2 separate regions of the Homo sapiens genome follow, and region 1 is linked to region 2. A link is an interaction called in ENCODE POLR2A ChIA-PET data of the cell type or tissue named here. Cell type or tissue: Panc1. All regions are shown on one strand.

What was found. Peaks named below come from ENCODE experiments on the same cell type or tissue, not always from the same donor. Only the 100,000 strongest peaks of a DNase experiment are listed, where the experiment ranks them.
Region 1: POLR2A ChIA-PET joins it to region 2 with 21 read pairs; 2 of 35 experiments call an interaction of 5 or more read pairs at or near these places.

The regions. Positions count from the first base shown.
Region 1 is chr10:78,625,532-78,628,031 of GRCh38, reverse strand. No RefSeq gene overlaps it. Among named protein-coding and RNA genes, the nearest start is that of LINC00595, 360 kb to the right of the region's middle. In Panc1, no CTCF peak of the experiment used is centred here; no DNase peak of the experiment used is centred here.
Region 2 is chr10:79,079,935-79,082,434 of GRCh38, reverse strand. All of the region lies in intron 1 of ZMIZ1 (zinc finger MIZ-type containing 1), which reads right to left. Among named protein-coding and RNA genes, the nearest start is that of ZMIZ1, 12 kb to the right of the region's middle. RefSeq lists an enhancer at 1,842-2,351. In Panc1, no CTCF peak of the experiment used is centred here; no DNase peak of the experiment used is centred here; H3K4me3 peaks cover 254 bases; H3K27ac peaks cover 2,228 bases.

The DNA.
Region 1 (2,500 bases), 450 kb after region 2:
TCCTCCAAGAAACCTCCCCAGGCTACACTAGTTCACACAAGTGTCTCTGGCATTTATCAGACTCCTGTTATAAAATCTTGCACTTAACTTTTCTTCCATCATCTCATACCTGTTAAAATTTTTCTCTGTGTCTAACATGACATATAGAACCTTATTTATGGTGCGCTGTTGAAGAGGTTGTTTGAAGGTCACCAACATTCAAGAAGAAGTATCCCATTTTCTTCTACCACTTATAGTCCAATGTCTTCATTTTACAGACAGGGAAGCTGAGGCTCAAAGAGAGGATATGCTCTTGCTAAGGTCTACCTGAATTCACATAGTGAGTCAGTGATAGGGCTGAGGCTAGAGCCCCCAGCCCTGCAACTTCAATCCCCAGCCAATTCTGTCTTTTCGGGCCTCTCTTTGACAGATGGTTTTCCTCCGCATGGATGCCTCAAGTTCCTGAGAGCTCGACCCCATGGAAGGCAGTTTATGCAGTGCTGGGCAAAACCCCAGCTTCTTCCACCAAGCAAAAATTTGCTTTATTGCAGCCTCCATCCACTGATCCACCTTTGCCTCTTATTCATTTGTGTTATCTCACATTCATTCATTCATTCATTCATTCATTCACTTGTGCCAGGAGAATTAAATAAGAATGTCTTGCCCCCCAGAGTTGAGACAGTTGCACAAAGCATTAAATGCCTGAGTGAAATACTGAGCTCCAGGAGGGGAGGGGCCATGTCTGTGTTCTCTCCCTGTATCTCTAGGGTTAGGCCAGAGTGAGTAGCACTGCAAAAGTGCCAATCAGTACTTATAGAATAAAAAGACATAATGAATGATAGTGATATGAAACAGGAAAAGGATTGTAACAAAGAGAGACCAGCTAGTTGTGCTTATGTTTGGGTTGGGGAAAGGAACAGTCAAAGTGGGCTTTCCCAAGGAGGTGGCCTTTGAATTAGGTGGGAGAGGGGCTGGGGCTTCTGTAGACAGGGAAGTAGGCAGGGCCCAGCAGGAGCAGAGACAACACTCAAAGAACAGGGGATTCCTGGGCACTGATAAAACCTTCTGTTTGACGCGATCATAGGGCAGGAATGGGAGAAAGGAAAAAATGAGGCAACTAGAGATGACTGGGCCATGAGGGGGCCTTGAACCCTAAGCTAAGGTATCTGGAATTGACCTAAGGTGCAGGGGAGGCAGCACTGGGTTTCTACAAGGTGAGTGACAAGATCTGAGCAATGCTTTAGAAAGATCACCATGGTGACTATGTGTGGAATGCATCCGCCAGGCTCACGGTTCATGTGGGGACCCATCAGGAAGCTGGTGCAATTGTCCAGGTGAGAGATGATTACAGGGCCGCCAAAAGACCAATCATTTTCCAGTCGAGTGGTAATTGGGCATTCGAAACGCAATCCCAGGGTCACCAGTGTCCCCAACCATAACTTCCTCTCTGCTGCAGGCTCACCCTGCGTGAGCAGCTTAAGCAGCTTACAGCTAATCCTGTGCCGGCTCTCAGGCACCTTCCCAAACACCGTGGTGGCCAGCACCAGGTGGGCAGAGCTAGGCTTCTGCACGAGGACTCTAACATCTTTCTCAGACCTTCTCGGGGCCACCATTGGCCTCTGTACAGCCCCGAGCCTGCTGCATCAGGCCCCAGAGCATTCTCAACCCCTTTCCAGCAAGCTGGAGTGCAGGGCTGGCAACATTCTCCCCAAGATGGCCTCCCTGGCTCTCAGGCCCAAATTGATTAATCATCACTTGATTCCAGCTATCAGCTCTGCTGCAATTGGCATATTTATTTCTAATCAGCTCTTAAAAATGGCATCATTCAAAAGTGCTTAACCACATTACTTAATTCTCAGCCTGTATTGCTATTGATTTCAAATATTCTCCTCAAGATATGGCTCATCATTCAATGCAGAAGTCTGTTTATATAATAATCTTATCTGGTTACTAAAATCTGTGAAATCTCTTCAATTGCTTCTAATGCAAGATCGGAGGCTGGTTGCTAAATGAGTCAATTTTACTTTAATTTGGTTTATTTACAGTACATGTTTTAATGTTCCGCATTCCCGTCTTTCGCAGCAATGCTGAGAATAAAGGCAAACAGGTGAGGAGCGAGGCCTGTCCTTTTCTCAGTCTGCAGGAGTCAAGGCCGCTTGACTGAGCTCCCTGGCTCTGCGCGCCAGCAGAGAGCCTGCAGTGGTTCTCAAATGCCAGCAGCAACAGTGCAGTGCTATCAAAAGAGAACTGGAGGGGAGTCACACGGACTTGCTTCAAGTCTGCCATTCACTGAAGATGAGCAGGATGCTCGACATTACAGAGCCTCAGTTTCCCATCTGAGAAATGGGGATAATGTAACTAACATGCTTCCAGGTGTGTTAGGAAGACCACCCGTGACTCCAAGTTTACGTGCACACCATTGCTATTCCACACGTGAGAGTTCCCAGCTCCTTCGGCTTTCATGGCAAAACCTCAGGACCTGCCTTTCACCAGACAGTGCCTATGTCTCTTTGCCAATCTT
Region 2 (2,500 bases):
TAAATTCAAGCCATGGTCTAGGCCACCAAATGAGCCTGATGAGCCAAAAAGCTGGGCGTGGGGTCTCAGGTGGGCTCCTGAGGACCCTGTTGCCACCCAAGGCGGAATGCAAGGCAGCCCCATATAAGCCAGGAAGTGAGAGAAAGTGTCCTGCTATAGGGCAGCGGCCCCCAGGCTGGAGGAGCCAGCTGTCTTACCAAGACCATAGGCACCGAGTGCCTGCCCCCAGGACGAGTGTTTCTGGTGGGCACAGCCAGAGCCGAAAGGCCCAGCCGCTTTGCAAAATGAGGAAGGTGAGTCCCAGGCCAGGCCAGTGCCACTGCCACAGCCATGGAGGCACCTCTCCTGTGCCTTACTCCAGCAAAGGGTTTCTGTGGAGTAACAGGCAGGGCTGGGCACTGGCTAGATGGTGGGAACACCTGGATTTTAGCTCCAGCTCTGCCAGGGACTTGTCGTGTGACCTCGTCCCCTCTGGGGTTTGACTCAGCATCTAAATGAGAAGGTTGGCCTGGATGGTCTCCAGGGCCTTTCTGTGCTGCCATTACCATCATTGCACATGGTAATGAAACATTACACTCCCCGATGCAGTGATACTGGACAGCATGCAACGTGCTGGCCTTCCCCTTGGACTCGTGCGACAGCCCCCAGCGATGCTGGCAGGAGGAGGCCAGAAGTTCTGTCTCTAAATCCAGCGCTCCTTGCACAGAGCCCAGGTCTCAGGGGCCTGTAGACACTTAGGCAAGATGCGCCTAAGTGGCAGGGGGCAGGGCCAGGCAGAGAGGAGCTCAGTAAGGAGCTGGGTGCTGGTCCACAGGGGAGGAAGCACTATTCACAGCCCCTGGCTACCTCCAGTGAGGGGGCTCTGGCTGCAGTGGCAGGCGAGCATGCTGCAAGAGGCTAGGAAGACAGACGGCCTTCTCAGCCTCCTGGAATGTCTGACCCTGCTTGAAAAGCAGAAGCCAGACCACTTTCTTCCCCTAGGGCCCCAGTGAGCCACTGTTGTGGCCTCCCCAGCCTACTGCCACGTCTTACAACCTGGGCTAAGCTATTTTCAGGTCAGGTCTCAGGTCTCCAAGCTGCCCAGACTCTTACCAGAGGCAGAGATAATAAGGCCCAGGGGATATAAGAAGGCCACCTCCCCAGGAAGCCCATTCTGCCTTCTCCAGCCTTAGACTCAGCCCAGAGAGAAGTCTCCGAGGATACAATCTCTGAGGCAGAGAATGGAAGAGACTTCCTGAGGACCAATTCACCACATTCTGCAAGGTCCTGAGAAGAGAACTAGGGGAGAGGTATCCTTCTGGGCTCCATACGATGTGGAACTTTCTAGACAGAGGGAGCTGCTGGGGAGGCAGGGAGCAGCCTGTCCGTGGAGGCATGCAAGCCCACATGGGAAGGTGCTCTATGGGGATAGCGTAGATGGGGCATAAGTCATCCGTATGACAGGCATCAGATGAGATGGGCGCCAAGGTCCCTAATGGTCTTGGGAATCAAAGGTGCCAAGAATACCAGAAATAGGAGCATCCAGAGCCTTCGGGTGGAGCAGAGCTGCCCAGACCCCTCTGGGGAGCTGGCTAGGAGGGAGGCCATCCACAAGGCAGAAGGCGCCAAGACTTCTGAGGCCCATGAGGATTCCAACCCCCAATGCAGACCCACTCCTTCTGCCTAAAGGGGTCAGTCCTGCAGATGAAGCACAAGCAGAAATGCAGATGTCAACCCAGGCCAGGTGGGAGGAATCAGAAGGCCATTCTTTTGCAGGAGATAAACTGACGTCAAACTCACAGCTTCACAGCCCCATCGCCAAACACCAAACAAGAAATCACACCTGAGGCCCGGCGCAGTGACTCACGTCTATAATCCCAGCACTTCGGGAGGCCAAGGCGGGCGGATCACCTGAGGTCAGGAGTTCGAGACCAGCCTGGCCAATATGGCAAAACCCCGTCTCTACTAAAAATACAAAAATCAGCTGGGCATGGTGGTGTGGGCACCTATATTCCCAGCTACTCAGGAGGCTGAGGCAAGAGAATCTCTTGAACCCGGGAGGCAGAGGCTGCAGTGAGCCGAGATCGTGCCACTGAACTCCAGCCTGGGTGACAAAGCAAGACTCAGTCTCAAAAAAAAAAAAAAAAAAAAAAAAGTCACACCCGAGCTTTCTGCTCTTCTCCCAGGATCTGAGGCGCAGGGAGGTTGTGGAGCTCAGGTATGCCGGGCACACAGGGCAGACAGGCGGAGAGCCAAGAAATCCCCTTACTTGCTCCCAACCATCACAAAGCCCACTTCTCAGGATCCCAGGAAGGTGGGGACATGAGGACTGCGAGCAGGGAGGCAGAGTGACTCATGCACAATTACAGAGTGGCCGGCCAGCGGCTCTCTGGAGGCCCCAGGCTGCCTCTCCCCACCAACAGCACAACAACCCCAGCTAAGGACTCCTAACCAGCTTACACCAGCCGGGCAATCTGAAGACACCGTGTGCCCCTCAATATAAGTGCCAGTGGTCCCCACA